Linked DNA regions of Homo sapiens: region 2 is linked to region 1. A link is an interaction called in ENCODE POLR2A ChIA-PET data of the cell type or tissue named here. Cell type or tissue: endothelial cell of umbilical vein. All regions are shown on one strand. Links, peaks and the distances in the headings refer to the core of each region. The heading gives the core; the rest is flanking DNA.

Evidence for each region. Peaks named below come from ENCODE experiments on the same cell type or tissue, not always from the same donor. Only the 100,000 strongest peaks of a DNase experiment are listed, where the experiment ranks them.
Region 2: POLR2A ChIA-PET joins it to region 1 with 5 read pairs; 2 of 35 experiments call an interaction of 5 or more read pairs at or near these places.

Annotation. Positions count from the first base shown.
Region 1 is chr3:23,698,410-23,704,422 of GRCh38, forward strand. No RefSeq gene overlaps it. Among named protein-coding and RNA genes, the nearest start is that of UBE2E1, 100 kb to the right of the region's middle. RefSeq lists an enhancer at 3,603-4,215. In endothelial cell of umbilical vein, for the core only: no CTCF peak of the experiment used is centred there; no DNase peak of the experiment used is centred there.
Region 2 is chr3:23,956,252-23,961,998 of GRCh38, forward strand. NR1D2 (nuclear receptor subfamily 1 group D member 2) reads left to right here. Exons shown (of 8, transcript NM_005126.5): 4 at 3,420-3,564; 5 at 5,726-5,747. Among named protein-coding and RNA genes, the nearest start is that of NR1D2, 14 kb to the left of the region's middle. In endothelial cell of umbilical vein, for the core only: no CTCF peak of the experiment used is centred there; a DNase peak (open chromatin) is centred at 3,160; H3K27ac peaks cover 1,438 bases.

The DNA.
Region 1 (6,013 bases), core at 531-5,530:
GGCCAGGTGCGGTGGCTCACACCTATAATCCCAGCACTTTGGGAGGCCGAGGCGGGCGCATCACCTAAGGTTGGGAGTTCGAGACCAGCCTGACCAACTGGAGAAACCCTGTCTCTACTAAAAATACAAAATTAGCCAGGCGTGGTGGCGCATGCCTGCAATCCCAGCTACTCGGGAAGCTGAGGCAAGAGAATCACTTGAACCCGGGAGGAGAGGTTGCAGTGAGCCGAGATCATGCCATTGTACTCCAGTCTGGGCAACAACAGTAAAACTCCATCTCAAAAAATAAATAAATAAATAAATAAATGTAAATAAATTTCTGTTGTCTAAGCCACCTAGTCTGGAATTTTGTTATGACAGCCTCAGCAAGCTAATATAATGGGCAATAAACTGTTTCTCTGGAGAACCCTGATCCAACCATTTTTTACAATCCAGACAATCAAGATAGCTATACCTAACTCTTACCCAATACTCACTGTTAGGTACTTTGCAAGTGCATGTCATTTAATTGCCACCATATAGGTCCCATTAAAAGCCTCATTTGACAGATGAGGCACTGAGTCTTAGAGAGAGGAGAAATCATTTGCCCAGTTCGGCCCAGCTGGCAAATGGTAGAGGAGGGTTTTGAAACCAAGCAGCTAGAGCCCAAGGTTTGTGTATGAACCACGATTCTCCACTGCCTCCCCTGCTGGCACACCTGTGTGAATACTTCAAGTTCATTGTGCAGTATTCTGTAGCAATTCATGGGCATCAGTGTCATTCTTATCCCACTTTTACAGATAAGAAAACTGAGGCTTAGTAAAAATGAAGGGAATGCACTCAGCTTGCAAGTTACAGAGCAGAGAATTAAGCCAGGGCCCTTTCCTTTCACTGAACAGACTTCTACCAGGGAGTCTTATTTGCTCCCAGGTACATTTGTGTTTTCACAGGACATTCCTGAAAGCCTTCAGGAGAGTACATCTTTGAGGGAAGAATTTAACAAGAAGGAGGAGAGTGTCATTAATAATATAATAATTATTAGTGTAATATATCACACGTCTTCTGTGAGCCCAGCATTGTGCTAGGGACTGGATTCTCTCACACATTTTGTGTCTTAGTTAGACACAAAATGCCATGGCATCTACAGTCTCTGCAGCCATAGAAAGGGGCAGTTAGCCAAATAAAGGAGTCAGGTTGCCAGATAAATCCTGACTCCCCAACTCACAAGCTGGAAGACCTTGGACAATTTACGGAACCTCCACATGCCTCAGTTTCCTCATCTGTAAAATGGGGGTGATTGTGATAATAACAGCTTCTGCCTCGTAGGCTTGTGAAGAGTAACTGGGTTAACACAGGCAAGGGGCTGAGAATTGCACCGGGCCAGTGGCAAAAGCTTTTGTGAGTATCTCCTGCTATTATTATAAGATGGACTGAAACATGCACATGCCTCTGATTGCTTGTCAAAAAAATGTTCAGGGATCTTCATTTCAGCCTCAGGTTGTCGAGAACTGTTCCAACAACTAAGGATGAGCTCTATGCAAGTCCGTGTAAGTTCATTTCTGAGTGCAATGGGGAAGAGCAATGGGGAGAAGATGGTTTTACAATGTGCATGATGTGTCCATAATTATTGCTTGCCAAACCCAGCCTTGACAATGATTAATAGTAAATAGTATTCTGTCTATTAAACCACAAATATCCCCCAATTTTCCCTGTCACTTTTCTGCCAAGCCCCTGTCAAAATGCTCAGTCTCATTAATAACAATAATGATAATGATAATAACATGAGTTGCCCAGTATATGTTAAAATCATAAGCCAACAGTAACAACAGAACAATTTGAAGGTTTATTTTGCAGGCATCATGTTTGTTAGTGATGTTGTTATTGACCGTAACGGAAGAGCAGGTCCGTACTCTCAGTGAAGAGATAAGGGCAGAGAAACATTTAGACATGCACAAAGGCCCACATCCAACGATACTCATTATTCATTGCAGCACTGGCAGTAACCTCAATGTCCATCAAAAAAAGACTGAGTGAATAAAATTATGGGACAACCGTATGGTGGAATGAGATGCAGTTATAGAAAAGAATGAGATGTATGTAGTCATACTGATACAGAACTCTCTGAGATAAGTGATACATAAAAAGACAAAACACTTTAAATGGGTGAATTGTACAGTATGTGAATTATATCTCAATAAAGCTGTTATTTTGTTTTTAAAGAAAGTCACAGAAGTATGTTGTGTGCTACCATTTGTCATTTTAAAAGTGCCTGTATGTAAGTACCAATGTCTGTATTAACTATCTTGGTGGATAAGCAAGAAACTGAAACCTCTGAGAGGGGAATGACAGTTAAGAGTAGGAGGGGGAGTTTATTTTTGCTGTAATCCGTGTGCAATTATGATTTTTTGTGAAATCATGTTAAAGTAGTTCCCACTCAATCAAGATAGTCATTCTGCAACACAGAGAAAAGGAAAGGAGGAATAAATATGTATTGAATGATACAGAGTGCTGGTCACTGTTCTAAATCATGCAATCATGTACGCCCACAAGATACGTATTATTGGTTATTATTATTCCCATTTTACAGAGGGGCAAAGTAGCTTCCCTGCACCGGGTCTCACAAGTGGGAGGTTCAGCCACTGAAATCTGCTGAAATTCACCAGCTGCTTCTCCAGCTTCTTTCGATTTCTGGAATCTTAGAATTTGAGACTCGCCAAAGAATGGTCCTCAAGATAAAGCAGGCTAAAGTGTTCAAAAGGTAAAAACATCTCACAAGTAATTACCTTTTTTGTATTTATTTATTTTGGAGACAGAGTCTTACTCTGTCACCCATACTGGAGTGCAGTGGTGTGATTTCAGCTCACTGCAACCTCGGCCTTCTGGATTCAAGTGATTCTCCTGCCTCAGCCTCCTGAGTAGCTGGAATTACAGGCATGCACCACCACGCCCGGCTAATTTTTTTGTATTTTTAGTAGAGACAGGATTTCACCATGTTGGTCAGGCTGGTCTTGAACCCCTGACCTCAAGCGATCCACCCACCTTGGGCTCCCGAAGTGCTGGAATTATAGGTGTGAGCCACTGCACCCGGCCTTAATTTGTTAATTTTTAATTTTTGTGGGTACATAGTAGGTGTATATATTTATGGGGTACATGAGATGTTTTGATACAGGCATGCAATATGAAATATACACACCATGAAGAATGGGTATCCATCCCCTCAAGCATTTATCCATTGAATTGCAAACAATCCAATCACAAGTAATTCTAAAACCCCCGCTGAAATGTGACCTGCTATATCTGCCAAGTTTGCTTAGGAAGCCACACTCCTGGACCCTGGCAGGCTGTCTGGGCAGCTTCCTCACAGCCATGAATCCATCTGGGCCTCCCCTGAGCCCCCTGTGAACAATGGGTGGGGGGTGCCCAGACTGTTGAGAGGAATCTTCTTGCCAGGACCACAAAGAAGGTTTGCTTGAAAACGTACGGTAGCATCATGCCATTCACCCGTCCTCCCCCGGGGCCATAAACAGGTGTTTAATTACAAGGCAGGTGGGAGACTTCAGAACCAGGGGTCAGCCATTCCATTGTTTGTGGAACTTCGTTACCAGAGAGCCACTAGATTGCACCGAAGATTGGCCGTGCACCTGGCAATTTGTGTTTCTCTGCTTGAGCTGAGTTGCTACACTGTTGAGAAGGAAACTTTTTTCTTGAAAAAGAGAAAATGTCAAGGGGGATAGCTGGCAGTGATTCTGAGAAAGTATAGTTTATCACTCAGCAGCAATGTTTAGCCAGTTCTGAAGGAGAAACATGTACTGGGCTGGGATCATGGAGTCCTAGCCTAATTTCTAGAACTGACATTCCTGGAGGACCTACTATGTGCCAGGTACTTTACACGTGATGTCATTGAGTCCTCAGCCCTGTAAGGAAGTGTTAAGGAAATTGCTGCTTTCAGCAAGCAGATCACCCAGAAGCTCCCAGGTTGATTCCAGACGGAGAGGGGCACCTCCATCAAAATTCCTTACTCCTGACTCACTGTTGTCACTGGCATCCTAGCATCTTTAGAAGTGGGGCTCCTCTGATCCTCAGCCTTCCTGTTACTCCTGTGTAGCTGAGACAAGCCTAGAATGTTCAAATAAGAGGGACTCAGTCAAGAAATGCAAAAGGAAAATAGAATTACAGGAACCTAGAAACTGTGGCTTACAGGATGCAACCTATTTGATGGAACTCATAGTCACTTCTATAGAAAAAGATGGCACCTACTGTTTTCCCTTCTGTTCCCTCTTGGGTCCCCATTTGTTCATTCATTCATGCACTCACTTGCTCAAACAATATTTATTAAGGAGCTACTATGTGCCAGATACTGAAAATATAGCTTTGAACCAGACAGATAAGTCCCTGCCCTCCTAGAACTTTCATTCAGCTGGGGAGACAGATAAACAGATGTATAAATACATACATAAAATAATCTCTGATGGGGACAGGTAGTATTGGGAAAATAAAGTAAGGTGATGTGGTAGAAAGGAATCTTTGAAAGTCTTTACTAGCCAGCCATTTAAAAGCAATGTTCTCACAATTATTATACACACACATGTATATATGTGCACATGTACACACACACATATGTATATATGTGCACATACACACATATAGTCATCCCTCAGTATACTCAGGAAATCAGCGCCAGGGCCCCCACATACACCAAAATCAGTGAGCCCTCCATATAAGCAGGTTTCACATCCCTCAAATACTGTATTTTTGGTCTATGTTTAGTTGAGACAAATCCATATATAAGTGGGCCCATGCAGTTGAAAGGCATGTTGTTCAAGGGTCAACTGTACATGTATACATATATACGCATGCATGTGTATGTATACATGCATGCATATATATGTAATTATATCTATTTTATAGATGGGAAATTGAGGCTCAGACAGGCTAAGTGACTTGGTTAAAATCACAGTGGCAAAGTTCCCTCAAGTTTCTCTATAGAGCCACAGGTTTTCTCACTGTATCCTGGTGCCCAGATTGTCTTGTTAAGGGTATGCTTGGACCCCTCCAGCTCTGTGAAATGCAACAGGCTGGATTAGCCTATGGCATCCCGCTCACCTAGGCACAGTGGCATAGAGCCTCTTGATGGTGACAACAGCTGCTGAGGATTTGTGTCATCTGAAAACCGAAAGGCCTCCAGGGAGACTGAATAAATCAGAGACCTATAGATAAGGTAGGGATGCTTAGCTAGGGCCTTAAGCACAATCCATGTTCAATAAAAGTTGGTGATGCTCCTATGTTCCCTGCTCAGAGCCATCTACTTCCACCCCTTCCTCCCTTCTCATAACAAAATAACAGATCGTGCTTTCTTAACCTCAGAGTGGCCCATCATAGGAAGCACAGTGATGTCCAAAGGCAGAAATTCAACCCAACCCAACCCATCGATTCTCTCTCCCAGGAATCTGAAACATGAGTGGGGGTCTCCCAGATTTCCCAAGTGCCTGGAATTGTGAATGAAGGTCTGAAATGTCCTACAATATTTATCATTCCTGTCCTTGCTAAGACAGGAATTTTCTTTAAATTACAAAAGCTACCTGTCATATAGTTTAAGCAAGCCAAAGGCAGTTTCTGTTGCTTGCAACCAAGAGAGTACCAAATAATACATAAAGCTATAGTGTAGTGGTCAGTCTAGCAGACAAAAAAAAAACCAATACATAATCACAAAATGTGATAAAGTACCAGGACAAAAAAAGAACAAGGAGCTTGGAAAGACTAACAAGGGAGGCCAGTTTTAGACTGGGTGATCAGGGAAAAGAGTTTAGGGGGATTATATTTAAATTGGAACCTTAAATATAGGGAGTCAGTCATTGAAAAGAGTGGAGGAAAGACTATTGAGGCAAACAGAAAGCATGGAAAAATATCCTGGAGCCGGGAAGAGCTGGCTCATTCCAGAGACAAAGGAAATGAGTGGGGCTGGAGCCTGTGGAGAGAAAGTTCATTTCTGAGAGGATCCAGTGCAGTTTTCCTCCTCTTGGTTGAAGTGGTGGAT
Region 2 (5,747 bases), core at 273-5,272, 260 kb after region 1:
AAGCATTTTATGTAGTGTATAAGCATAACTTGTTTTGAATAATATTCTTAATTCAGTGAAAGTATTTCTTTTTTCTTTAAGATTTTGAACAAAGTAAATTTGCTATCTCAATTAAACATACTTATTGTGTTAAACCAAGTGCACCAAATGCTCATTCATTAATGTGTCAAGCACAGTTCTAGGTGGTAGTGAAATAACAAGGAACAAAACAGAGAAGGCACTACTTCTGCCTTGTGGGAACTTAGTTTAAACCAAACTTTGAATTAGGATCTCATCATATACTTTGACTTAATGACACGTCAGGTACTGGGAGCTGGGAATAATTGCTACATACTTGAAAAAAATGTGGTATCTTAAAAAATAATGCCAAGTGAGTAAAATAATCCTGAATATAAGTTGAGCCCTTGGGAAAGCTAGTTTATTTGTAAGTTTAGTTGACTATTTTCTAGTTATTGCTATTAGAGTATTGGTCAAATAATTCCAAGTGAGATGGTCTCTACCTCCCTACCTATATACAGGGAATCTTTCTCTCTTTTTAAAAAACTTGGCACAATCTTTTCTCCTGAGTATCAAAAATTAACGTGATGAAGACACATGTTCTTGCTGTTCTCTGACTTGAGGCCACAAGCAAGAATCTAGTTTGGCGAGATATGATGGGTAAACAAGATAATGAATATACATGATGGGAGAGGAAATATTTTCAAGTGTGGCTCTGAATGAATTGCGAGTTTGCCAGTTTTTTTTTTTTTAGATGGAGTTTTGCTCTTATTTCCCAGGCTGAAGTGCAGTGGTGTGATCTTGGTTCACTGCAACCTCTGCCTCCTGGGTTCAAGTGATTCTCCTGTCTCAGCCTCCCGAGTAGCTGGGATTACAGGCACACGCCACCACTCCAGGCTAATTTTTGTATTTTTAGTAGATTCGGGGTTTCATCACATTGGCCAGGCTGGTCTTGAACTCCTAACCTCAGGTGATCTGCCCGCCTCGGCTTCGCAAAGTGCTGGGATTACAGGCGTGAGCCACGCGCCCTGCCAAGTTTGCTAACTTTTAATGGCCGGGTAACTTTGTAAGACAAGTCAGTATTTTTTATAGATGTAGCATTTTTTTCATTGTTTAAAAAAGATTCTCCTTCTCTATATATCTTTTTTTTTTTTTTTTTTTTTTTTTACAAAAATGTGAAGTAATAGGCCAGGTGCGGTGGCTCACGCCTGTAATCCCAGCACTTTGGGAGGCCGAGGCGGGCGGATCACGAGGTCAGGAGATCGAGACCATCCTGGCTAACATAGTGAAACCCTGTCTCTACTAAAAATACAAAAAAAAAAAAATTAGCCGGACGTAGTGGTGGGCGCCTGTAGTCCCAGCTACTCGGGAGGCTGAGGCAGGAGAATGGCGTGAACCCGGGAGGCGGAGCTTGCAGTGAGCTGAGATTGCACCACTGCACTCCAAGCCTGGGCGACAGAGCCAGATTCCGTCTCAAAAAAAAAAAAAGTGAAGTAATATTGGGGAAGGCATTATTCTTACTTTATAGCTAGAAAATAAAAGCACAAACTGAATGAGCTGATTGCATATTCTTGATAAATACACATCTGTGCAGTACTCTTAAAATGTCTAGTTCAGCTCTTGTAGTATCTAAGTCAAGTGTATAGTATCACAATAATAAAATATAAAAATGTTGTGTCCCATGACTACTTAGTATAGATTCGGGAAATGTGTTTAGTTGTCATATAAAAGGAAAATGCAGTTTAAAATAATTTCAGTAATTGCATTCTTGAGTTTTCTGTCCTCCCTGGTACCATGAAACTGGAGATCTTTGGAGACCTATCACAGAACATGTACTGGAATTGTTTGTGTGTGGAGTAAAGGCAGCTGTTTGTAGCCATCTAGTTGGGAACTGTCTTTCCTTGGATAGTTAGCTACTCTGTTGGTGTGTGGTGTAACACTTACCTGTTGCTGGCACGTAGTCAGTGATTTCTGTCATGTATAAGTAGGCCTTGCCATTGTCAGCAGGTAATGATCCTGGAAAGACCAACTTCTGTTAATGTAATCCACAATCTAGTGAGGGGATTATAGCTATCAAACATATTTCTCAGTCCACTTTTTAAGAAGTAGTCATTTAGGCTGGGTGCAGTGGCTCAGGCCTGTAATTCTAGCTCTTTGGGAGGCTGAAGCTGTAGGATTGCTTGAGGTGGAGTGTGAGACCCACCTGGGCAACATAGGGAGACCCTACCTCTACAAAAAATAAAAAAGCTGGATGTGGTAGCACATGTCTGTAGTCCCAGCTCTTGGGAGGCTGAGGCAGAAGGATTGCTTGAGCCCGGGAGTTCGAAGTTGCGGTGAGCTATTATTACGTCATTGTACTCCAGCCTGGGTGACAGAGCAAGACCCTGTCTCTTTAAAAAAAAAAAAAAAAAAAAAAAGCCTGGACATGGTGGCTCGTGCCTGTAATCCTAGCACTTTGGGAGGCCAAGGTGGGCGGATCAGTTGAGGTCAGGAGTTCAAAACCAGCCTGGCCAACATGGTGAAACCCTGTCTCTACTAAAAATACAAAAAATTAGCCAGGTATGGTGGCACGTGCCTGTAATCCCAGCTACTGGGGAGGCTGAGGCAGGAGAATCCCTTGAATCTGGGAGGTGGAGGTTGCAGTGAGCTGAGATCGCACCACTGCACTCCAGCCCGGGCTACAGAGCAAGAGTCTGTCTCAAGAAAGCAAGCAAACAAACAAACAAAAAATCAGGTCCGGAGTGGTGGTGGCTTACACCCTGTAAGTCTAACACTTCGGGAGGCCAAGGCTGGCAGATCACTTGAGCCCTGGAGTTCAAGACCAGCCTAGGCAACATGGCAAAACCTCATTTCTACAAAAAATACAAAAATTAGCTGGGTGTGGTGGCGCATGCCTGTAGTCCCAGCTGTTTGTGAGGCTGTGGTTGGAAAATTGAGCCAGGGAGGTCAGGGCTGCAGTGAGCTGTGATCATGCCACTGCACTCTAGCCTGGGCAACAGAACGAGATCCTATCTCAAAAAAAAAAAAAAAAAAGAATCAGTCATTCATACTTCAAGAGTTTTGGAATTTGTAGTGAATAAAAGTATGAGATGGAAAATGTGACTGCAGGCAGGGTCTGGTAACAGGGTAGTGTGGTTGTTGCAAGGGGTGTTTTGGGTAAGGACAAAGAATCTCTGAAGGGAAGAAGAATTTTGTTTGGTTAGTAGGTGTTAGGTGCTTACTCATACCAATAAGAATCGAAATTAAATTCTGTGTGTCAACATTGTATTTCCCTCTGTCCTAAGACATAGTGTTTCCCAGATAGTGAGTCATATACTGGGACTGTAGTTCGTCATATACACTAGATAGGTATGGGAGCAGTGTTTATAAGAAGTTCATTTGGGTGTTTTTAAATGGGTAAGTAAATCTTCCTTTGTTCTTAGGGTTTCTTTCGGAGAAGTATTCAACAAAACATCCAGTACAAGAAGTGCCTGAAGAATGAAAACTGTTCTATAATGAGAATGAATAGGAACAGATGTCAGCAATGTCGCTTCAAAAAGTGTCTGTCTGTTGGAATGTCAAGAGATGGTATGTTCCCAGTTTAAAGAGTGTTCCTAAAGTGTATGGAGCTTGGCTTTTATTCCTCATCATGAACCAGAGCTATAAACCGGTTACCAAGGACCCTCTTGTATTTAAGGTGAAGCAGAAAACATATTTTCATGCTTTACAGGACACCAAATTGATTAAAGTCGTATTTTAGCATTATCATCCCAGAAACAGTTTTTGGCTAAACTTCTGTTGTTGTTGCTTCTTCTAAAAAGAGCCATTTTTTTTCTGTGCAATTTGATTACTTTTTATTTTTTCCTAAAACCAATGGAGTTTAAAAACATTTTTTATATGGCCGGGCATGGTGGCTCACGCCCGTAATCCCAACACTTTGGGAGGCTGAGGTGTGTGGGTCACTTTAGGTCAGGAGTTCCAGACCAGCCATGGTGAAACCCCATATCTACTAAAAATGCAAAAAAAAATTAGCTGAGCGTGGTGGCATGCACCTGTAATCCCAGTTACTCGGGAGGCTAAGGCAGGAGAATAGCGTGAACCCAGGAGGTGGAGGTTGCACTGAGTTGAGATCGTGCCACTGCACTCTAACCTGGGTGACACGGTGACACTCTGTCTCAATGTAGCCTCTATCTCCCAGGTTCAAGTGATTCTCCTGCCTCAGCTTCCTGAGTAGCTGGGATTACAGGTGCCCGCCACCACACCTGGCTAATTTTTGTATTTTTAGTAGAGATGGGGGTTTCACCATGTTGACCAGGCTGGTCTCGAACTCCTGACCTCAAGTGATCCACCTGCCTCGGCCTCCCAAAGCGCTGGGATTACAGGTGTGAGCCATCAGGCGTGGCCAGGAGTTTTTTGAGTAACAGATTTCAGCAATTGATGTTTTGTTTTTTCAATTCCCTGAAATTTTTTTTATAGTGCTAAAAGTACTAATGCTATAAAAATAGTTGATGGATATTGTGATTGCCCTGAAAGAATAAAACTGACAATCATTTGTGAAGGGAGGAGTAGAGATAAAGTATCAAACATGATTAAGTTGTTTGTTTTTGGTAGCAATAATGTTAGAGGCTACAATTAGATTAACGAGGCTTTCTGGGCAAGTATACTGAATTTTTATTATCTCTGTGTAAATACTAGACTGTGAAAGAAGCTTTTCTTTCTCTCATGGATAGGATTATTGGAGACAAGACACCTTCTAAGACTAGCTTCTAAAAGAATAGAGGATGACTTATCTCATTTTTACTTATTTCACTGGTTTTAATTAAAATCTACCAAGTTTATTTTTCAGTAAGTGCATTTCTACTGATTGTGGAATTTTTTTTAAGGATTTTTTTTTTAAAGAGGCTGGAAAAGAAGACAGCAGATAATTTCATAGTTAGATCTTGAGAGCAAAGTTACAAAAATGAATTGACAAGGGCCAGGTGTTCAGGGAATGATTTCACCTACCAGATTCCATTAATGGTAATGGATGTGTGTAGCTGAATCACACATGCCTTGCTGGGAACAGTCCTCAGCTTTGTTAGTAAGGAGCTGTGTAGTAATACTGGTCTGCTTCAAACTGGTTTTCATTAGCTAATTTCATATTTCTTTTTTCTTTTTCTTTCTTTTTTTTTTTTTTTTTTTTTTTTAAGATGGAGTATTGCTCTGTCACCTAGGCTGGAGTGCATTGGCACCATCTCGACGCACTGCAACCTCTGCCTCCTGGGTTCAAGCGATTCTCCTGCCTCAGTCTCCAGAATAGCTGGGACTACAGGCGCCCGCCATCACACCTGGCTAGTTTTTGTTTTTTTAGTAGAGACGGGGTTTCACCATATTGGCTAGTCTGGTTTCGAATTCCTGACCTCAGGTGGTCCACCTGCCTCAGCCTCCCAAAGTGCTGTGATTAGAAGCATGAGCTACTGCACCCATCCGAATTTCCTATTTCTTTTCTTAGACTTTGCTTATAAAATACCTAGGAGGTAGATGTCCTTAACTTTGTTGTGGGGGGAAAATAGAAAATTTTCTCTCCCTCTCCTACTTCCTTTGGTGCATCAAGACCAGCAAGTTTAGAAAAATGTGGACCAGAGACATGTAGACTCATTCTTTATATGTATGACTAGAGGCCATAACTGTTGGATAATTTTGTGTTATTCTTTTATACAAAACAGGTCTTATTTAGAATATAGACGTTAAATATCTTTTTCTTCAATAGCTGTTCGGTTTGGTCGTATTCC